3 separate regions of the Homo sapiens genome follow, and regions 1 and 3 are each linked to region 2. The links are chromatin loops, found by intact Hi-C in ENCODE. Cell type or tissue: PC-3. All regions are shown on one strand.

Region 1 (8,000 bases), 1.6 Mb before region 2:
CTGGTCTGGGCCCAGAAATCTGTATATTTTTAACTTTTATTTTGGAAAATCTCAAACATATAAAAAGGTAGAGAGATCAGTATATAGTAAGCCCCAAAATACCCATCTCTCAACCTCAGCCTTCCAAGTAGCTGGGACTACAGGTGCACAGCCCCATGCCCGGCTAATTTTTGTAGTTTTTGTAGAGATGGGGTTTTGCTATGTTGCCCAGGCTGGTTTTGAGCTCCTGGACTCAAGCAATCTGCCTGCCTCAGCCTCCCAAAAGTGCTGGGATTACAGGTGTGAGCCACTGTACTTGGCCTACAGTGACTCTTGTTTTACTTATACCCCCAAACACTCCCCCTTTTCCCTACCCTAGACTATTTTAAAGTAAATTCCAAGCATCACATCATTTACCCAGACATATTTCAGTATGTGTCTCCAAATTTATGGACTCAGAAAAATTAAACACAACACAGTATGACATTTAACAAATTAAAAATAATTCTTTTTTAAAAAACCCAAATATTCAGTCAGTTTTCAACATTCACACATTATCTCATAATTACTTTTTTTTAACAAATTAGGAAAAAATAAGGCCCATAAATTTCAATTTGTTGATATGTCCTTAAGTCTCTTTTAATATGTCGATTTCCCCCCTTCTGTACTTGTCTTTTTTTTTTTTTTTTTGAGACAGAGTCTCACTCTGTCACCAGGCTGGAGTGCAGTGGTGCGATCTCGGCTCACTGCAACCTCTGCCTCCCGGTACAAGCGATTCTCCTGCCTCAGCCTCCTGAGTAGCTGGGACTACAGGCGCATGCCACCACGCCCAGCTAATTTTTGTATTTTTAGTAGAGACGAGGGTTTCACTATGTTGGCCAGGATGGTCTCGATCTCTTGACCTTGTGATCTGCCCAACTCGTCCTCCCAAAGTGCTGGGATTACAGGCGTGAACAACCGCGCCCGGCCTTATCTTGTTATTTATTAAAGAAATTCTCTGTAGCAACACTCTGAATTTTGCTGATTGAATCTCCACGGTGTAATTTAATCTATCCTACTGCCTTTGTATTTAATTCGATTGGAAGTTAAATCCAGGGCCTACATCTGCAGACTCAGTTTTGAATTTTTGGCAAGAGTACTTAGCAGGTGGTGTATGTGGTGTGTACTTCCGCCAGGAGGTACAGGATTCCTAGTTGTCACTCTTTTTATATTAGTTGTTCTTAGTCACTGCACAGATCCACTGATGCATTAGGAGTAGTGCAGTGGTAATATCATGTAATTCTTTGTCTCACATATTAACTATAGCATTGTAATAAAGAGAAATTGTGATTACTCCAAGAGAACTGAAGAGTGAATAACTGTTTGAAAGGATCTAGAGGGTAAGAGCTCCTCAGCTGATTTTGATAGGCATCCTGGTTTAGGAATCACAGCCAAGGCCACTACCTCTCTGATTATTTAGATTGTTCTACAATTGCTTTATGTGACTGGCTCCATGGATAGAAAATTCACTACTGTACAAGGCAACTTATTTCATCTTTGGAGGTCCACACTGTGAGAGGTTCCTTTCATGTTAGGCCTCCAAATTCCCTTTCATTTCTTCCTACTAGGCTTAATTCTGAAAGCATAAATCCAATCCATCTTCTCCATCATGACCCTTCATTATCAAGAAATAGTTATTGTCTCTTAATTCCCATTGTCTTCTCTCCAAACTGAACATATTCACATTGTCCTGGAATTCTGTGTGAATGTGGGTGTTTTAAAGAAATCATTTTAAACAGCTTATACATTCTTTTGTTTATCTCTTTCTCATGAATTTGATATACAGAAAATAATTCTTTACTTCTCAGGTTATTTGTGTGACAAATAAGAGTATATCTATATGCACTTATTTCTTTTCTCTTATTATTTTAAAGATAACATTGAGAAGTGCTTGTGAGATAATCAATCTGTCTATTTTGAGCTTCCAAAGACTACGTAGAGCTGAATTTAAGAGCCATTTTATGGATTACTACCTGAATTTCTCTAATTCCTGGTCATGTGACAAAATAAATTTGCTTTGTGCATAAAACAAAATTTCCCTTTCCCACAGTCTTTGCTGTACTATCACATGTATAATCAAAAAACTTTCCTATGGTTCTTTCCCAGTGGGAACACAAGAGATTTTCCCATTGAGAGGGTGAGGGAGAGAGGAAAAGAGAAAGAGAGAAAGAGAATGAGAGAGATAGAGACCACACACGAGAGAGAGACAGACAGAGAAAGAGAGAGAAAAAGAGAGAGAATTTGCAGATTCTATTATCCAGCTGCTTTGGCAGCACTGGGTTGGACAAATGAAGCAATACATTTCTGTAGGGCAGAGACTCTAATCAAGAATATTTTCTTCAAGAGCCTTGTAATCAACCATACATTCTGCAAATTCAGAAGTATAGATTGCCTTAGCAATGTTTCTTAACTTGTTGGTTTGATTCAAATTATTTTGGCAAACATTTGCATTTTTTATATCATCCCATTTCTCTTTCTCTTTTTAAAAATCAACTTTTCATCCTTGGGTGACATTATCTATTCTTATAATTTAAGAACGATTTAATACTACCCTCAATTCGCAAATTTATATATTAAGCTCCAACTTTTACACATATTCAAGTGCGCACTTAACTTATAGGAGAGCCTTAATTACATCCTTTGCTTAGTATAAGTTCAAAGCATCTGGATCTGCCCCTAATCAGCAACACAGAATGTCTCTATTTGGTCAGAGACTATGGCAGGCCTGTCTTTTTCAAAAGCTTGTTGTGAGAAATTGCGTTAATAAAGGGCATTTAGTCTAAATATTCCCTGAGCAATAAAAATGTTGCCCTCCTATTGATCCAGGCCATGAAATAGCTGTGCTCTTGAATGACATTATCCTGGCTTCAGATCAATTGCTCTTGCTGAACTGCATTATGACATTGTGCCAACTTTATATACTAACAGGCATCCAGCCATGTACAACCAGCACTTTATCTACTATGGGGATGTTGTTGAGGACTCTGTTCATCATACTACTCTTCCCTTTTAACAAACACCAACCAGGAGACTGTTGAAGCTCAGAAAGCAATACGCCAAAATGAAGACCTCAGAAGCCAAGGTTTTTCACTGATCTTCTCCTGCCCTCCTCTCTGTGGCCTCTCATTCTTTTCCAAGGCTAGCCATGGAAACTGGAGACCCTTTTCCTCAAAGCAAGTCATTGAAACCAGAACCTTTTTTCCTGAAGCCAGCCATAAAACTTAAAAATATTACACTAAATTTCCCCCATCTTTCTGTGTAAAAACTAGCCATAAAGAAATTACCTGACCCATCTTGTTTGATTGTAGGTCATAACAACGCCCCCTTTCCAGAAAGGGTCTTGCCCCATTCCCAGAAGGAAGGAATGCTAACCAGAGAGGCCAAGAAGAATCCAAACATACAGGCCATGCTGGGTTTCCTCACTTGGTCTATTAGAATGGGATCATACCCTTTTTGTCCAGTCATATTTATACATGGCTATCCATACTTTGTTAAACTTAAACAAAAATGGAGAGCTTCCCCTGTATTTTTGGGTCTTCATCCTGAAGGCTCCTGTGTCAGGTAAAACTATGATCAAATACATTTTCATGCTTTTTGATTATGATCTGCCTTTTATCAGTTGACTTTCAGCAAACCTTCAGAGAGTGAAGGGGAAATTTTCCCTTGGCCCCTACAAGATTTTTCTTGTTCTTCGTATTTTAAAAAAGTATTGTTTCACCGAGCAACTGTTTTGTTTTTAACTTATTTATATTATGATTTTGTAATTAATCTTTTTTTCATTCTTTGCTTTGATAACTAAGAAAGTCAAATTTATGGTTCATGAATAATATCTAATATGATCTTATATTGATTTCCCGTGCTAATCTTATCATAAAAATAATTAACTCCTTGAAAATCTTTCACATTATCCTGACTCTATAATTTGTATACACTCTCCCTTCAAATATTTTCTGAGTTTCCTCAAATCCTTTATATAATAATACATAAATGTAAATGTGATTATAGTACTTACAACTTTGTATCATAGTTATTTTCTTATGTGCCTCTTGCATTGAACCGTGATAATCTTGAAGACCAGGACCTTAGTTTACATCCCCAGTGTTTAACATAGTATTTGAACCATTCTCATTAGCATTAGTATCTATTGTGTCCAGATCTGTGCCAGGCACAGAGCTAAATCATTTCCAGTTCATTTAACCTTTAATAGGTATTGGCCTCTAGAGGGAGCGCCAGGCCTCTCTGACTCTTGCTGTCCCCTCCCTCCAAATGCCCTAAGAAGAGTATAAATACAGTCAGGTTATGGGACAGTCACTATCTCATAGTCTCTCTCTCTCTCTCTCCCTCTCTCTCACACACACATACACACACACACACATCCATCTTTTAGGAATATTTTTCCCTTTCTCTCACAAAATGGCCATTGGTCATAATGATTTTCTGACTCTGGGAATGTGATGTTTCTCTGTTCACAGAATTGCTTAGGTCAGCTAGAGAAGACCAGCGGGAAAGGAAGTGGAGGGGCTGAATAGATTCCTAAGTTGCTATGACAGCAGTACCTTAACACTCCAAATGTCCCTCCCCTTTCTCTGAAGGCTCCCATCTAGGAGCTGAACTTCTCAGTGTGAAATAAGCTCTTCCCCATTACTGCACAGCAGGGAGTGTGAACTCCAGTGAGGCTCTGGGGTTCTCCAGGGCAGTACTGGGTGTGTGCCCACAATTCAAAGAATGTGAAATTACACTGGAAGAAAAAGAATCTATGCTCACTGTACATTTCTGTCTTCTCATTTTCCTCCATTTAGTACTTTCTAAATTTAAAAAAAGGCAATAACCAGGAAACTGTGAGTTTTGTGAAATTGCAACGTTATTTGGAAGTGGCTGAACCTAACTCTACTTTTACCTTTATAGATACGTTAAAATTTCCAAGTGAATCTTTTGTTACCCATGACATTTTTCTTTGAAGGGATTTTTATCACCCTTAACAAACAATTACAAATCTGAATAGAAGGTCCTCTGGAATCACGTTCCTTTTGAAACACAAATACGGCCTTTAGCATGAATTTCAAGTGAAATGGCATCTCTGTAGGAAGACGAAATACGAGTGCACAGGGAAGTAATTCTGGGGCCTTTCCCTAGCACACTAAGAGTAAAACATGTAAATGACGACTGGCCTCATCTAGTTCAGAATTTTTACCAGGACACATTTTTTTAACGGTTGGAAGGCTGTTTATATAAAGGGGATTTCAGGCCCAAGCCAAGTTGGCTGAGTTAAAACTGCTTACTTCCCTGCAGGGCTCATTACTGGCTTTTTAGGGACCCTAGAAGCAGAAAGTAGTTGTGCATTCCTCATGTAAAATAACAGAGAAGAAACATTCAATTCTTGTGAAAAATTCGAATCTGGGCAGTAAATAGTAGTGAGAAGAAGGCTACTTTTCTAAGAATTCAGGTGATAAAATTTCCCTTTCTTTCTCTTTTATTGAGAAGCACATATATAAACTGTGCTTTTCTATCTTAAGAACATTTTCCCCTTGTCCACGCTAAGATCCTGTTTGATGGACTTAATGCACACTTTAGCAGAGGGTTCTGTATGATGTGTACCTAAGTCACCGGAAACAAATCATTCTATATTAAGAGTTTTTCCTGGAGAACCCCCACTCTCAACCCAACACACACATTCAGACACATGGGCCAAGCTGTGTTCACACTTGGGGCAGGGAAAGCGAGGCCAGTACCTCATGTGAGACTTCACATCCAGCAGTTCCAAGGCAATGACCCGAGGCTCCCCAGCCAGATTTTGCAAGATCTTCAGCCGTGGCCCACAGTGCTTATAGAACTCAGTGCAAATATTCAGTAAGGACTCCCGGGGTCTTCTGAACTCTTCCCGAGCAATTCGTTCATCCAGTTCCTCTCTGGGAATGCCTTGCCCTTCCTCCAGTAAATGAAGGTTTTCCCTGGGAAATTGTGAAAGATTAACTAGGGGTCTGAAAATGTATTCATGTAGCAGCTGTGAGAAGAGGGTATCACACTGAAGAAAAATATAAGATTCCTAATGAGTTAATGAATCAGTAGGGTGAGGCCAAGGAGAACCTCATCCGAAGGATAAAGAAAGCTTAGCAGCCTAGAAGAGACTGTCATCCCAAACTGTAGTAAACCCACTTTTGGGGGTTTACCCAGAAATAGTATGTTATGCATCAAATGAAATCTAATAGAGCCATAAACCAGCTTAAAAGGCAATCATCTCAAGATGTCAGAACTGGTATGAAATTAGAGCAAGTCTTTCTGTACCTGATAAAGTGCAGTTTGGCTCCTTGTTCCTGGTACCTGGGAGTCAGAAAAACAGTCTACATAACTATTAGAGCAAGAACGGGGTCCTTTGGTTGGGGCTTCTTATCGACTTTCATATGAAAAGCCCTTGAAGCTATACATTTTGATAAGCTCACAAATATACATATATTACTCCTAAAACATAAAGGCTTTATCTTTCATTTGGCTAACACATATATTGCAATTATAGCTGCTGCAAAAGTTGTTTTATTGTTGCGTGATTTGGGTAAAGACGACTATTATAAAAATATATACAAACTCATAGAATATAGCCAAATGAGAGAAATTTTTGGACATTTTGAAATTTAAGTTATAGTTTTAATACCATGTGCTCTGTCTTAAGTGACAGGAAGGAGAATCATGGCTGACTTCCTTTCAGTTCTGGAGACTTATTGCTTTATGATTCATGGATACTAAGACTTTAGAAGCCCTCTTTCTTCTTTAGAAGCCCTCATTTAATCCAGTGAGCCTAGAGAAGTCCCTAAATATCACTTAAGCTATAGTATATCATTTTCCCTTAATATAGGAAATTGAGGCATAAGTTAACCATCACACCAGGCAATTTATAGCTGGGTTTGGAATTTATTTTTGTTTTATTTTTAATATGAATATATATGATGAGCAGGGAATTAACTTTACATGAATAATGATACACACTTAAAAATAGGCTTCAGAGAGAGTGAAAAATTATTGAATTTCTCCTTATGATTTCCAGGCCAACTATTCCATACTGGGAAAAGAACTTTTTCTTAAGCTGATTTTGGGTTTGCCCTATCTTAAATCTTCCTTGTAGGAGGAAGCTAATTAGGCTTTTTGTGTATGTCGGAATATTTAAAGCTAACACAGATGGAATGAAACGGGTAAAATATTAACTAGTATAGCCAGTATCTGAGTTACACCACAACAAGAGAAGGAGATTAAGTTAACAACCATGAAAAGCACCATTTGAGGGCATATGTCAAAGTTTGGATGAAATGTCTGCAGAAAATCTGTCCAGATGAAAGTAAGTTGACTCTGAGTGCCCTGGGAATGATAAACCACCTCCTGATTATTATTGTTTATTTGCCTTTTGTTGAAGGTAAATGAAACAACACTGGAATAGTTCAAAGACCACCCAGGAGGCAGAGAACATCTAGAATGCTCAAGCAAACAAAACAACACAAATGCCTATTTATGAAGTTGGTTTAGATTTCTCTTTGACAATTTCAAAAGAAGCCTTGGTATTTTCTTGTAACTCTAAACTCTCACCTTCTTTTCTTTTCCTTGGAGGTTTTCACACTCAATATTGACTATGTTCAGGGTTCCTTTCATTCTCAACAGCTGACATTCGGGTTGTATGAAATTGAGAGACCATAGAAGAATAAGGCGCAGTGAATTACCTGGTGTTCACCCCAGACGACATGGTGTGATTGGCTGTGGTGGTTCCCTTATGACCTTGGTCACACCTGCTCATCTGTGGGGCTGTCATGGGCCTGTAACAATGACAGTAATCACCACAGCAAAACAACAACAACAACAGAAATGGAAACATTTATTAAATCCTCAAGTTACTGAAGCACACATAAGTTTTAAGTTAGTTTTAGAGTCTTCAAAAGACAGGCTGTCTAGCTTTGGGCTTTTCTGTTTGTTCTGAGAGGCACTTTAAAAGAACATTGATTCCC
Region 2 (8,000 bases):
ATGCATGAATGCCTGCTGAAAATATTTTATTTTGTCACAAAGAATTGAGGAAGTTCTGGGAATATGAAACCTACTCTCTGTGCATTGGCAAGGAAGAGCCACACCTGGGACCCTTCCATCTCACTGCCTCTGGTCTACCAGGGCTGAAGAGACTACTCACAATTAATGCAGCCACCAGGAAGCCCATTCCTCAGGGATTTAAGGCTTCCTTATAACTAGAAGACAAATGGAAATAGTCCTCGTTGTCAAGAGAAAAGAATGAGAACAAACCAACTCTCTTATCTTTAACTACAATAGTGTTTGTGGCAATAAACACAGTATAGAGATAATCAAATGTTGAGTTTCCATTTCATTCTGCCAAAGACAGTCCCTAGTTTCCACTTTGGAGAAGCTGCCTATATTCTAGGACTTGGTATGATCTCAGCTCACTGCAACCTCTGCCTCCAGGGTTCAAGCGATCCTCCCACCTGAGCCTCCCAAGTAGCTGGAACTACAGACGTGTGCCACCATGCCCAGCTAATTTTTGTATTTTTAGTAGAGACGGTGTTTCACCATGTCGGCCAGGCTGGTCTCGAACTCCTGACCTCAAGTGATCTGCCCGCCTTGGCCTCCCAAAGTGCTGGGATTACAGGCATGAGCCATTGTGCCCGGCTGTCCTCATTCTTAACTCCATCAGTAATAGTTTTGACAGTTCTGTTTATTATCACCACAATTTGTAATTAACACATGCGTTGAGATGCAGAGTGCAGGCCTACTTGATTTATTGATTTATCCCATTTTATGTCTATACCCCACTCCTACTTCTCTACCTCCCATATACAAGCATTTATGTAAGACACACACACACACACACAATCTTTTATCTGAATATGTTCATAAAACATATATTACTGTTTTATGTGCATGTATTTTAATGTATGTAAATGATATCATACCATATATCCTATTGTTTCTGTCACATGTTATCCTGTTTTTACGATCTTGTCCATGCTGATTTGTGCACATTTAAGCCATTGCTTTTTATTGCTACACAATACCCCATTATAAACACCCAGATTGCCCCTAATTCTCTAACACCACAGAATTACTGCAAGAATCATTATAGACCTGGGTGAGAAATTCCCTGGGATAGAGACTCGGGGCGGAGATTGCTGGGACAGAGGACATGTGTATACATAATGTCACTAAGCAGTGCCCAGCTGATCTCCACAATGAGGGTACCAGTAGGAGGGGTGGGCCCCAGAGGTAAAAGTCAGAGTATAAATCATGGCTGCTTGTGTGAGTTGAGTATATTATCTAACATCTCATAGCCCCATTTTCTCATTTATAAAAATGTGAACAATTACAGTGCCCATCTCATAAAGTTACTGTGATAATTAAATGAGAGAATCAAGTACTTAGCACAGTATTTGGTACTTGGCAAGTAGCATTACTGATTACCATTTTTCCACACCTAGAAAGAGATTTCTGATTTTCTAGTAGGCTCTGAATCTTCATGCTGGAAGGTCAACAGTAGGAATTCTAAGACCTGGCCATTTTTTCGCAGCATGGGACTCCTCTGATGGGCACCTTTCCCCCAAGGTTCTCCTTTGAGTTGGAAAAAATTTTGTCAGATTTGCTTGCCGGTCTGAGGTTACCCCTGTCCAATCCTTCTCCCTCTCCCTTTCAACTTTCACAAGCATTACCTCCTCCCCTAATAAACCTCTAGCACCCCAATTCCATCCTACAGTCTGTTACCAGGAGGATCCACTAACACAGTAAAGAAAATACTGAACATGTTTATATAGTGGTCCTCATTACCATGTGATAATCTGACTATAGAAAATGCATTGCTGGGCTCTGTAATGATGTATGAATGCACGGGTTTTGAACTGTGCTTTGAGACAAAAGTATATCTTTACCAACCAGAAACCACAGAGACCCTTAAAACAATTGATGAGCACTGGTCTATATCATCTATTTTATGGTGTGATCCAGTGTTTACTGAATACTAAATATTTACTCTACACAAGCTCATTCTGCCTGGGTGAGTTCCCTTTGGTTTTCTATCAATATGTTATAATTTTTTTGAAATATCTGTGTTAGCTAGCAATATATTCATCATTAACTGGGTATGCTAAAAAAATTAATAAAGCCAGCCTCATTTTTCATAAATACCTTGTCTCTCATACTTAAGCTAATAATATCAGCAATTGATATTTGAAGTAAATAATACCCAGAATGTATTTAGTCTCTATTATACTCCAGGTTAACTAATGGAATTTCAGAGTAGAGAATGACTGTAACCTAAAAGTAATAAACCAAGACTTATAGAATTAAAAGAATCTTAGCCCAATATGACTCTTTTGAAGATGAAGAAACTGAAGGTCATAAAATGTATCAGTTTGTCAATGTAAATCACTTGAATTTAACCTCCAGACTTTAAAATGTCAAAAATTCGGCAAATGTAATATAATACCACAAACTGTCATTTTATGCAATTCATAATCTATAGATATAAATGGAAATCCGTGTAAAGCAATGATTTTCAACCAGGAGTGATTTTGCCTTCCAAACTATGTACAGCAACATCTAGAGACATTTTTGGTTGTCTCAGTTAGGGGGAGGGGGGCTACTGGCATCTAGTGGATAGAGGAGACAGGGTGGCGCTAAATACTCTGCAATATACAGGACAACACACCCACCCCCAACAAAACAAAGAATTATTATATATGTCCCAAAATGTCAACAATGCCAAGGTTGGGAAATCCTGGTTTAAAGTTATAGAAGTATTCAATGTCCTGATTGTTTTATTGAAAGCAAAAGAAAATATTCTGCCCACAATCCCATGGTGATTTATTTATTATTTATTTCTCTCTCTCTCTCTCTCTCTCTCTTTCTCTCTCTCTCTCTCTTTCCTTTCTTCTCTTTCTTTTCTTTCTTTCCTTCCTTCAAGACAGGGTCTCACTTTGTTGCCAGGCTGGAGTGCAGTGGCATGATCATAGCTCAGAGCAGCCCCGAACTCCTGGGCTCAAGAGATCCTCCCGTCTCCCAAAGTTCTGGGATTACAGGCGTGAGCCACCACACCAAGCCTTTTTTTTTTCTTATTGTACTAAATAATACCTCCCCATTTCCTTACAAAAAGTAATCTAGAACACTAAATAAAATAAACGGTTAGAGTTCAGTTGCCTCTTGTATATAAGATGCCATTTTTAAGCATATTATCCAAATATCTTATGAGATAAAAATGTAGGAAGTATAGTAGAGATTACCAGAGTTCTATAACGATCATGGAAATTTATCACCAAATTTTTTTCCATGCATTCATATTCCTTCTGGTAACTTGATGAATTTTTTCAGGTTTAAGTGTATCTTACTTTCAGCTATCCATTGCTAATATTATTAGTCAATGTATGACACACAAATTGTTTAGTTTATTAACAAAATTTATTTATTAACAAAATAAATCTACATGAAACATCTTGGTCATGTTAAGTAAAGCCCACTTTTAGCGTGGCACCTAGCCTAGAAATCCCCTTTAAGTTTTAATGTCTCTGGTTATGACTTTAACAGATAGGTTTTTTAAACTGCACTTTTAGAATAATTGAAATTTAAACTAGTCATCTGAAAGCCGAGAACATAGTATTAAGTTTAGACAGTATCAACACATAAATCACTGCTTTGAATTCTCACGGTGAAATAATTTTTTATTGGGCCTTCATTTGACGGTCTAGGTGCACCCCCTACCGAACCGGAGAGAAATACCTTGATTCGGTTTAAATTCACAGGGCTCTTGAACTGCATAACATCCACCACTACACGCATCTCTCTAGCTCATCTGAAAAGCTGACTGTAAACCCTACATTTGATTTGACTCAAAAAAAAAAGTGCGTATGAATTGTGCCTTGCACATTAAAGAGGCTTCATTGTGAAAGATCGCCCAGAAAATCTCTAAATGATATTAGCAGTACAAAAGTGACAGCCACCGCTTAACATTAACAAATGAGCTGTATTTTGGTATTTTTATTCTGTCTCCTAACTTGAATGTATGTGATTCTGTATCACAGACAGCCAATTATTCTTTCAGATAGTGGTCACAATCGATCCTGTAAATTTAAATTCTCAAAAGCGATGGTAAATTACCAGCAGACAAAAGTCATTTCGATTAATTAAATGGGGACCACGGAGTTTAAGAGTAAGAAAAGTTCCTTCACCTTCCCAGCCTCACACTCTTGATCCACGACTCCGCTGTTCGGAAATATCCCCTTACTTTGCGGATGCCAGGATGCTGGTCTAAACAGTGCCGGCCCCAGGACATCACTCCACTAAAGCAGATCTTTGAAGCTCCCTCCACTAATTGCCTGCCAGCACCTGCCGGGTACGCCTCGGTGCGTGCCGGGGCGTTTGTGGACGTGTGAACATGAATGAGCTCTCGCGCGCACCTGGCCTCCGTGTCGCTAAAGCTGAGTCCCCGCCGGAGGCTCCGCGAAAACAGGTGTCGCGGAGCACTGGCTCTTACCTGGGCTCTGGCCAGGAGGCAGCTGCCGAGCATTAGCCAACCCCAGACGTGGAGCGACGCCCCCAGCCCGGCCATGCCCGGAACGGCTGTAGGAAGAAGCAGGGACCCTCCTCCAGAGCCCGGGAGAAGCTTCCAAGTTGCCAACTTGGCTGGCCCAGAGCAAACTTGTGGCCAGTAACGACGCGCAGCTGGGGTGGTCGGGCCCGGGCCACCGGCCGAGGGTGCTTGGGGTCTTGTCGCCGGAGCCACGCGCTTCTCAGAACCCGCGTGCTGCTGCGCCGCGGCGCGAGGTTGGTCTTGTCTTCCGGAGAGACTGGCCCGAGTCCTGGACTTGACTCGCAGCCCCGCGCCGCCTGCGGCGGGAAGGGGGCGGCTCCCGCCCCAGGCGGATCCGGGTGCGCCCCGCGCGGCTGCGCTCGCGCTCCTCCTCGAAGTCACTGGGTCCCGCAGCCCAGGGGGCGGAGGGCAAAGGATCTCATGTCGCTGCTGCCGCCACCCCCGATTCGCAATGTTTCTGCTTCCCTCCACTCTGTCCCGGGTTCCAGGGCCCTGTCTCTAGGGGCGCCCTGGGTCTTCCAGGAGTGATCCAGAAGTTTCTTCCTGTCCTGCGTGCGCTGACCATCGGCCCCGAGGACAGCGATAAGATGGCTAAAGGCTCCCGAGGCCAGGTAGGCCCTGCGTCTGGGCTGTTCGCTGGACAGTCCTAAAGCTCTCTAAAATGCTCTGATTCATTTTCTCCTAACCATTATAATAATACTCGGTGTGTGTTAAGTAGAAATAATGTATATATTTCTTGTGGGTCAAAAGTTCTTTGTGTGGTATTGTGCTTTGAATCCTGGCATTAAAAAAAGACAACTAATATTCTTTTTTTTTAGTTTATTTTTAAGTTTGACTATTTTAGACATTCATTGGCCAATTGTATTACAACCTTTTAAAATCTCTTGTTCTTGCCTCTTGAAGGAAGAAAGCCTTTGAATTCTGGCTCTGCCATGTGCTAGCTGCATAACCCTGAGCAAATTACATACTGGCCTCTCTTTGTCTTAATCTCCTCAATTGTAAGATGGGAGAAATGCGAGAACCTCCTTTAATCAGCTCTGGATGCTATAACAAAATACCATAAACTGGGTGGCTTATAAACATCAGAGATTTATTTCTCACAGTCTGGAGGCTGGGAAGTCCAAGATCAAAGTGCTGGCAGATTCAGTGTCTGATAAAAGCCCGCTTCCTCATTGACCACTGCTGTCTTCTCATTGCAACCTCACATGGCAGAAGGGATGAGGGATTTTTCTGAGGTCTCTTTTATAAGGGCACTGATCTCAGAGCCCTCATGACCAAATCACCTCTCAAAGTCCATGCCTAATAAGCCATCACCTTAAGGACTAGAACTTCAACATATGTATTTTGGGGGAACATAAACATTCAGCCCACTGCTGTCCCTCAAAATTTTGTTGGAAAAGTTAAGTGAGTAAACAAACATAAAGTCCAAGGAAATGCTCAATAAGTATTAGCTAGTATCGTTAGCATTGTTTGGTGATGATGAATATTATTATTATTATTGTGATCATAGTCTGTGAATGGGCAAAGGGCTGTGGTAAGTTTGAGTATTCCCTATTTATGTAGAAAAGCACTGTCTATGTTTACAATATAAAATATTTTTCTGACATAAATACCAAAATGTTTTTCAACTTTGTTTTTGGCCTAATTTATAATATCTTGATCAGTGCGGAGGGTTTTTTAAATTTATGTATCTAAATCTAGCAGTCTTTTCTTTTATAATTTCTTCCTTAGCTTTTATGCGAGAAAGGAATTGCATACTAAAAATTAGAAAATCTTTTCATCAGATCTTTTTTCTAGTTCTTTTCTACCGTTTCATAATTTTACTGTTTCAAACATTAAATAAATAATTTAATGTTTTAAAGTATCAATTTTTTAGGTAATGTAACAATTTCTCCAAGTACCTAACCAGTTAATGCAACATCACTTATTAAAGAATCCATCTTTTTAATGGGAAAGATATTTTGAAGGGAGGTGGAGGACAAAAGTTTGCTAATGCCTCTGAAATCACAACTTTAGCTCCATGTAAGGCTGCTCTGATAGAAGAGGCTTAGAAATCAAAGTAGGGTTTGCAATCAATTAAATAGAGCATCTCTCCAGTTTATCCAGGGTGGAATACCATTCATCAAACTCAGATGTGAAACACCTCCATCAAATGGTTGGCAGTCTTTTCTCTGAGTGCCTGACTGTTAAATTTGGAAAGAACTTAGCCCTCTGAAGCTCAGTCCTGAGGGCTTTCTCACTGGAACTCAGGAAGTAGGCAGATAACAACAGGGAAGTCTGGCCATTCAAACACGGGTACTTCTCGGGGTACATCTGAAGAGAAAAGGTACTCCCCAAGGCGAGGGTTTTTGTCTTGACTCCAAACTGATGTGCAGTGGCTCGTGTGCAAGTGTCTTTCTCTCTGTTTAATTAGGAAAGGTTGTTATTACTAATAACAAGTTGCCTCATAAGGCCCGTGTAACAATTAAATGAGATAATGACAATGTCGAGGAAACTTTTATCAGCTGTACAGTTATACAAATGACAGTAAGCTTGGTATTTGCAAAATACTTTCATATACACTATTACATTCCATTTATAATTATTAATATGCAAAGCCTATTATGGAAATACTCAGTAATTAATTTGTAGCTTAAGGGAAAATAATGAAAAGGAAGCAATCGCCAATCTTAAAGTTTCCCTACTGAGGATTAAAGAAAATTGTTAAATTCAAGGCCCACCTCAGTCAAGATAAAGCCTGAAGAAAATTAAGAAGTTGGACTTATGTGCTTGGTACCATGCCATTTCCTCTCTCTTAAATCTACACTGCCCTACTTGTTAAATTACCAATGTTCTGTCTTTGTTTCTCAAATAATTAGATGAGAACTTTCTTCTCAGTAGCCAACTAACAGCCCCAACTCAAGCTTGTCCTCCTAAGACTTAATGTTCTTCTTCTCTCTGTTCTCCCCTTACACTCTCTGACTGTAGAGGTTTTAAAATATGCCCCCAAAACTCTTGGACACACACTTTTCATTGAGAGGTGAGGGCCTATGTCTCCTTCCCATGATTATGGGCTCTATGACTGCTTGACCTATAGAATATAGTGGAAATAAACTCTGGCCTTAAGAAACTGGCAGCTTCTACTTCTAGGCTCTAGGACTTCCTTTCAGTCTTGGAATTTAGCCACCATGCTGTGAGGAAGTCTGAGACGCCCATAGAGAAGCCCAGTGCAGGCAACTGAAGATCTCAGGTCTCAATCCTAACCACTGTTCCAGGCAACAACCAGTGGCAACTCATCAGCCCTATGAATGAGCCATGTTGGAACTGAATCCTCTAACCCAAGCTCAGCTGCCTCAGTTGATACCAACTTAAGCAGAGAAGAGCCTGTCCAAATTACAGATTTCTGAGCTATGTAAGTGGTTGTACTTACTTTAAGTCATTAAGATTGGGGGTAGCTTGCTACACA
Region 3 (8,000 bases), 1.8 Mb before region 2:
ATGAACTTAATACTAGATTACAACAAGGATGACTATATTATTACCCAGATTGCCTGAATGGCTCAGAAGGCATGTAATTTGACATTTAACCATGAAGGAAATAGGAAAGTGGTCCATATTGTTTTCTCATAGGGGAAAAATATTCTTTTAAAATATATATTTATTGTATTTTAATAGCAAAAAATAAATAACTTTAATCATTCCTTTTTAAAGAAGTATCATTTTATTGTTGCCTTCTTTCAAAGTTAGTTCCCTAAACTTTCAGTAGGTGGCAGTAGCATTCTACTTCCACAGGTCACATTATTGATAGCTAGTAGTATTGTTTTCCAAGTAAGTTTATATGTTCTGAGATTTCTGAGATATGTCTTCTGATCTTCCTATTTTATCTAAATAAATATATTTGAATAATATTTTCATATTTCAAGCTAGGAGTATATTCAGAGATGATGAATAACCGATACTGTACATACCTATACCTTGTATTCAAGAGCTGGGTACACTATGGATCTAGTTATTCAATTGAAATAGAAGAGCTTTAAATGTTACAATATACTTGGCCACATGTCATTTTATAACTATATAACTATTCAGTTTCCATTCTCTTTGTTATCCTTGAATTTTGGACATTTTGGGGCTTTCTGACCAGTTGAAATGCATGTCACAAAATTTATTTTCTTTTTAGAATAGAAACCTACGTATGGATGTAGCAATAATTATTAGGATTTTTAAAATCTATGCTCTCCATAGTTTATGTCGATCTTATGGTTTTTTGCGGAATAGACAATAAAACAGTAAAATCCAGATGTTAAATAATAATGGATATTATTGCTTGACTGCTCCCTATCTGCCAGACACTGCTAAGTGAATGGTCTCATTCTTTTTCTTCACAAATCTATATAAGTATTTTAATTATTTTTATTTTACAGTTAAGGAAATTAAGGTATAGAGAGGTTAAGTAACTTGCCCCAAATTACACATATATTCTAATTCCAGAACCTACACTCTTTACCTATATACTGTTATTACTGCCCAGAAGTGCAAAGCAGATGGGCCTTTTTTCTTTTCCTATTTCCTTCACTCAGTGGGCAACGAAGTGAAAATGGAATGTTTTTTCTAATCTAATGAGAGCTCTTGGTTAGTCATTTCCTGTGTGGTATGTGTTCTTAATTCTAAGGGCATAAAGAATTAGGGAGAGGAATAGAGAGGAAAAAAATAATACTTCTTCTTGACATGTGTCTAAAATGGGAATATCCAGTTTTTAAGACCTTGAGCATGGGACTAATTAACTATCAAATAGCAAACCTAGTGTGTTTCATTTTATATTTTAACCATAATATGTGAGAGCAACTGATGCTGTTGTTTAAATGAATACTGGGCTAGATAACCTCTCCAAGGTGTTCTCCATTTCCATAATTCTAAGAATTCTGTCATTCAGAACTCTGAAAAAGACTCCATCCAGCCCACTTAGTAACTTCAGAATAATTTTTAATGCTAGCTGCAGTATTATTTATTAACAAATATAAATGACTTAAAAATACTGCTATGACCTTGTCGATCATTCACTAAGAGCACTTGACTAGTAATGTGTGGTCTAATTTTTAGTTGCCTTTGATTAGAGGATGATTTCAGAAAGCATAATGCAGTGTCTGCAGTGAAAAGCAAAGACCAAATCTGTTTAGTAACGCTCAACCCAATGGCAAGAATATGTAAATATTTAATCTTTTTATCCTCAGAGAGTAAATTATGTACTCTTGGAGACATTATTCTCTCAGACCTCTGGACTTCACTGAATGCACTGATGCAAGAATTCTAAATCATTCCATTCTGGTTTGAAGTTTTACTTCAGCTTCTAGAAGTTTCCAGCATTTACAAAGGAATGACTCTTGTATGAGAGAATCAGGCTTAGATATCTTTACTCTTTCATATTGTAAAGACAGTGCATAAATTCCCAAATGTGGCATCATGTAGGCAAAAAAATATCTTGAGACTTGTTGGATCCACCCTTATTTTCCAAATAAAGTGTCATACATAGTGTCATTGAACTAAACTAGGAGTAGGCTTAGAAACCATCTTCAGGGATTTTCATGGAATACTCATCTGTTTTCGATATATAGATTATTTGCCTATTTTTTTCTTTTTTTGTTCCATCTTTATATTGTCTAAGAGTAAACTTCAATGTGTGGGTTGGGAGTGGGAAACTTTGTGCTGATTAAAGGGTAGATATTTGACCTAATTAAATATATGATGAATAGAAATGGAGATAGAAAAAATTAAGGGAAACAATAAGCGGGGAAGAAAGTTTTGATGTGACCCAGCATGTTCAGAACTAGAGGCCAGAATACAGAGATGGAAGGAGTGGGGTGCCAACCTTCTCATTGCTTAGTTTTGGAATCATTCGATGCCAGTTACATTCTCTGTTTCTAGAACAGGGTGAAATAAAACCAGGGGAAAGACAGTCAGTTGGAGTTTTCATCAGCACAGTAGTTATGTTGATATACCTGTAAGGAATCTGCCCCTCAGAGCTTTACTCCACCTGATACACCCTGGTCTTGCTTGGTCCTGGGTCTTTTTACACTCCCATTCTACTCTTTTCCAGAAATGGTAAGTATCAAAACTGTCCCAACCAACAATGACAGTGAAAGAATCAGTTTTATAACTTGAGAATTGCTGTAGCCAGCATTAAAAGCAGACCATGTATCTTCTGAGAATGTGTCCCACCACCCTCCTTTGAGAACACAGCTGTGGCTTTGGACTTGGTAGTACCTAGGTGGGATGTGTTTAATTTCTAGTTTGAGTTTCACTGCACCACCTTTGCCTGTAACTTTCCATGTATATGCTATTAGCCACAGTGAAGTTCTTACTCATTTCACAGCAGAATGATCAGAACTGTTTCTATCTGAATTTTCACAAAGAAGATAGGCCAGCTGACCATATCTGGGCCTTGGACCTAAGAAATCAACTAGAATGGAGTATACTTTTGGAGCTACCCAAAGTGGGAACCCAGTATTTCAAGTTCAAGCCAATTTCCTGAGGGAGGCTCAAGAGTCAGTGCCAAAGAGAACAGATATACACTCCAAGTTCAGAGTGTGAGAGCCTAGAGTCAGGAATGAAATAAAGCTTGATTGAAGCAAGGACAGTCAGCAACAATTGAGAATGGTCTAAATAGAATGATTTCCAAAAATGCTAATGGGTTGTCCATGGCCAGTAGGAGGAGGTAGGTACATAGCTATATTAACATTGATAATCCCAGACCATTCAGTCCAAGCTAGAGACTGCTAAACAAGCTATTGAGAGGTACGGGAGGTGTATTCATCCATTTTCATACTGCTATGAAGAAATACCTGAGACTGGGTAATTTATTAAAAAAAAAAAAAGAGGTTTAATGGACTCACAGTTCCACATGGCTGGGGAGGCCTCATAATCATGGCGGAAGGTGAAGGAGGAACAACAGCACATCTTACATGGTAGCAGGCAAAACAGCGTGTGCAGGGGAACCACTCTTTATAAAACCATCAGATCTCATGAGACTTACTCACTATCACAAGAACATCATGGGACAAACCCACCCCCATGATTCAATTATCTCCCACCACGTCCCTCCCACAACATGTGGGGATTATGGGAGCTACAATTCAAGATAAGATTTGGGTAGGGACAGAGCCAAACCATATCAGAAGGGATAATGTGAAGGGATGAAAGAGGATGAGGGTACTGGATTTTGATCTCTTTAGTACTCTGATTTTATTCTATTGCTTTCTACAGATCTAGATTAAATACTGTGCAATATTAAATAATACCTTATATTTTGATGTTTATGAACATATATAGAAACCCCTTGTCCCTCCAGATGTTAGAAGCAGAGTAGCAAAATCTGTATACTTAATTTCATTAATAAAGAAAAAAATCTTCAAGGATTTAATCTCTGGAGGAAAAAGCAACAGGTGTTTTCAACGGCTGTACCTAAATAACTGTACCACAAGATGGTGCTCACACATTAAAGTCATGCTGTTTTTCAAGAATTTTGCCTCGTCTAAATTTTACAATCTGAAACAAGACATTGTTTATGTTTTAAACTATTTTTGCATCTTTTAGTACAAATTTCCTTAGCACTGAAATATAGTGAGTTTTAAATTTAAGCTGATTTGGTAACAAATGCCATTTTTATGGAGGAAAAAACCAACAATTCCACTTTTGTTTGCCCTAAAGATCTTTTATTGTATAATTTCTGATATGTTAAGTGGGTTGAAGTTTATATTTCTACCATGCTCACTTTTTTCTTTTATTTCCTTTAAATTCAAGACAGTGCAACATAAATTAGCAGAATTAAAAACACATATATGTGTAACCCGAGCATTTGTGGACAACTGTCTCCAGCTGCATGAAGCGAAACGTTTGGACTCCGCCACTGCTTGCATGGCGAAATATTGGTATGCATGCTACAGTAATTAGAGTGCGGTGTGTGCTCAGACTGATATGGAATTCTGCCAATTTTAAGCTCAGCCTTGAGGGTCTTAAAGGAAGAAATCTGTGAAATGAAAAATAAAAGTGAGACTCCACTTTAAAAAAAAATGCTAAAAAGTTCCATTAAGCATATGTATAATGTGCTAAAAATGTTTCAAGTTGGTATTTAATTTTTTTATCCTAATAGGCAAGCAAAGTTAGTATTTAATTCTTAACTTGCTATTGAAAATAAAATATTAAGAGTGGGAAAATGAAGAGTGATATTGATAGGATGACTGATTCATTCATTCAAGTAATAGTTTAATTTCAAATTATCTGAAGAGTGGCAGTATAGTGAGGCTGAAAGGGAACAGTAAAACTTAGGAGTCTTGAGATAGAGTCCAAATTCTTTTATTAAATAACTATAATTAAACTTAATTCCATCCAGGAAAATGTTTTTGTTATCTGTGAAATGACTAAGTTGGACAGGATTTTTCTATTTAAGGTGCTTTCCAATTTTAAGAAAAAATTCAGGAAGAACTGGCTGTCCAATCAAAGTTTCACAGGCTCTATTAAGTGAAAGGAGAATAAAAATCCTATTAAGTTTAGAAAGACTTCGATTTGAATTAAAGATTATTAGCAATGGTGTTAAAGATGAGTTGAATGAAAAAACATCCCTGTATGTCAGACTTTTGTATATTTTAAGATTTTAGAATATACAGTCTAAATCAGATTCTGGAAGTAGATTTGGTTTCCTCTTTTTAAAAACAAACATTCTCCCATATCATTAGCCCAAGAGTAACTTAGAATAAATTCCTGTCATTATTCATTAACTTGTGTTCAGTTCAATCACAGGTAGAACAGGGGAAATATTTTGTGCTTTATATAATGATCCCATAATAACAAAATTGCCAGGTTGAAAAATAATGTGGAATTACTTTTCAGAAACTTGCACTTTTGAGGAGACTTTTTATATTTACATTTACAAGAAGTTCTTTGACTAGTGGCAAAAAGTGTAAAAAAAATTTACATATTTTTGGAAAAAGAGAAGTTTGGATAGCCATTGACCTTGTTATTTGAAAACCTCAGGTTTATACACATGCTCATATTTCACACTGAAACACAGGAGGCAACTAGTTATAGCCCAGTAAATATTTCACTAAAATACTTGCCAAATATAAAAAATTAGAGAAATCCAAATATTATTGTCCCCAAAGTCTTGTCTATTAATAATTATATTGTTAATATATTGCTTAGAAATATCCTCACCTGTCGTATGGTCTGAGTTTTAAATTATTTTAAATAAAAAGAAGTATCTACCCTTATTTTTGCTTTATGCTTCCCACTATTGAAAAATAAGTAGTGGGGTGCTGTAGCTTGCCACTGTAGTAACTCCTACTTGAGAAGCTGAGGTGAGAGGATCCTTTGAGCCCTGGAGTTCAAGACTGTAATGAGCTATGATTGTGCCACTGTATCCCAACCTAGGCCCTAGAGTGGGTGAGACTCCATCACTAAAACAGACTCACAAACAAAAAGAAAGAAAGAAAAGAAAAATAAGTAGAAAAGAATTTTGAACTAATGTATTTTTATGTTAAGGTGAATAAAATCTCTATCATGAATTTTAATGATAGAATTGTGATATTATCAGAAAAGAATTTTTCTCAAGCACTGCATGTTTATGTATACAAACATTATATATAATACTAATACATACACTTCAGGAATAATAATCTCTATATAATTTTCTAATGTTTCCTATATGATAGCATATACTTTGTTAGTCTGCCCTCTTAGGTTTTCACTTTTATCTTCAATTTATTTCTGAAAAGTCAGAACCCTAAAAAATTGCTTTTTTATACTGAAATTCAGAATCGTGATCTTCAAGTAGAAAGTGACATCATTGGAGAAAAAATGCATATTACAAGGGCAAAAAGAACTAGGTGGCTGAGTAATTTAGATCATATAGAGAATCCAAATAAATTAGAACATATTCAAGTCTTTACTGCATGTTTTTCTAGCCTCAAATAGCCAAAATCTAATCATCTGAGTTTTCTACCTTTTGTTTCTAGCCTAACAAAAACCTAGCAAGAAATATAATTAATGAAAAAGGTACTCTTATATGAAAATTCTCTTGAAATATATTTCATATGTAATTTTTATCTTCTTTGCTTAGCTAATATGCCGTTCTAATTGCTTAATAAATGTGCACATTTAAACAATTGTAAATAATTAGTTTTCTGGTTTTGAAGCACCTCATGAAAATCCATTTCAAACATTTCTTTTCTGCCTTTTATTTTGGTCATTTAGGGCATCTGAGTTACAAAATAGTGTAGCTTACGACTGTGTACAGCTCCATGGAGGTTGGGGATACATGTGGGAGTACCCAATTGCAAAGTAAGTATAGTTTTCTGATACACTCTTCTTTATGATGTGAAGAAAAAGGAAAATTTCTTTACTTTGTACATCAAATGTAGAGGGAAAGGAGGTGTGCAATCTTTTGAATTTTTCAGCTGAATACAGACAAAATGTATTCAAGCAAATGGAAACAGCTTTTTTTTTATCAACTCCCTACTAGGATTTTATTTTTCTTAAATAAAGTAAAGAGACCAATAAACAAAAGCTTGATCCTTGGCTTTATTTGAATCCTTATGTAGAAGGACAAATAGTATTTTCAAAAATTTTTTAATTTTTTTATTTTTTATTTTATTTTGAGACAGTCTCGCTCTGTCACCCAGGTTGGAGTACAGTGGCATGATCTGGGTTCACTGCAACCTCCACCTTCCAGGTTCAAATAATTCTTGTGCCTCAGTCTCCAGAGTAGCTGGAATTAACAGGTGCGTGCCATGACACCTGGCTAATTTTTTTGTATTTTTAGTAGAGGTGTGGTTTTGCCATGTTGGCCAGGCTGGTCTCAAACCCCTGGCCTCAAGTGATCTGCCTGCCTTGGCATCCCAAAGTACTGGGATTACAGGCGTGAGCCACTGCATCCGGCCAAATACTACTTTTTTTTTAAAACCAAAAAAAAAAAAAAGCAATACAGAAAAATTAACTGGCATATGAAAAGGATCTAAGTTGTCACATATCTTAAATATCTGATTATTTGTTTTGTTCTAAAAAAATTAAAAATCTTCTTTCTAAATAGATTTATTTCCTTCAAATTGAAAGAAATCAAATATATCTTTTTATCATATATGAATATTCTTATCAGTTTGAAGCAGTACTAATTTGTAAATAGGCAGTGTCCCCATTCATATTTCTTCCTCAATCTCCAGAATTTCCTTTTCTCCTAACAGTCTTTTGCCTCAGAAGTCTCCCCATAGCTTTTTTTCCTCATCACCCTAGAAAATATATTTTTCTGATTATTTAGCAATGATTTTGGTTTAGAAAATTTTCCCAAGGAAATTTTTTATTTATACAGAAAAGTTCAGTTTGTTCTGAATCTGAGAGTAAGAATGCTATAGGCTTCTAAAAATGTTTTAAGATTATCTTAATATAAAGTATCTAAAGGGAAAAATTATGAAACCTACATTCAAACTGGCAGCCTAATGATTTCAAATTTA

The links. Peaks named below come from ENCODE experiments on the same cell type or tissue, not always from the same donor. Only the 100,000 strongest peaks of a DNase experiment are listed, where the experiment ranks them.
Region 1: it touches region 2 in a loop (2.7-fold over the local background); 11 of 110 quality-filtered maps call a loop at or near these places.
Region 3: it touches region 2 in a loop (3-fold over the local background); 13 of 110 quality-filtered maps call a loop at or near these places.

What each region holds. Positions count from the first base shown.
Region 1 is chr2:209,957,455-209,965,454 of GRCh38, reverse strand. It overlaps UNC80 (unc-80 subunit of NALCN channel complex), which reads right to left. Exons shown (of 65, transcript NM_001371986.1): 49 at 7,719-7,811; 50 at 6,301-6,336; 51 at 5,748-5,966. Among named protein-coding and RNA genes, the nearest start is that of RPE, 41 kb to the left of the region's middle. In PC-3, CTCF peaks have their summits at 4,039 and 4,249 (motif pointing right); a DNase peak (open chromatin) is centred at 4,244; H3K27me3 peaks cover 3,832 bases.
Region 2 is chr2:208,403,617-208,411,616 of GRCh38, reverse strand. PTH2R (parathyroid hormone 2 receptor) reads right to left here and starts at 4,825. Exons shown (of 13, transcript NM_005048.4): 1 at 4,499-4,825. The coding sequence starts at 4,573. It overlaps LOC105373855 (a long non-coding RNA gene), which reads left to right and starts at 4,971. Exons shown (of 3, transcript XR_001739862.1): 1 at 4,971-5,166. In PC-3, a CTCF peak has its summit at 3,718; no DNase peak of the experiment used is centred here; H3K27me3 peaks cover 7,751 bases.
Region 3 is chr2:210,191,638-210,199,637 of GRCh38, reverse strand. ACADL (acyl-CoA dehydrogenase long chain) reads left to right here. Exons shown (of 11, transcript NM_001608.4): 9 at 4,300-4,427; 10 at 6,748-6,834. Among named protein-coding and RNA genes, the nearest start is that of KANSL1L, 24 kb to the right of the region's middle. In PC-3, CTCF peaks have their summits at 274 (motif pointing right) and 3,982 (motif pointing right); no DNase peak of the experiment used is centred here; H3K27me3 peaks cover 925 bases.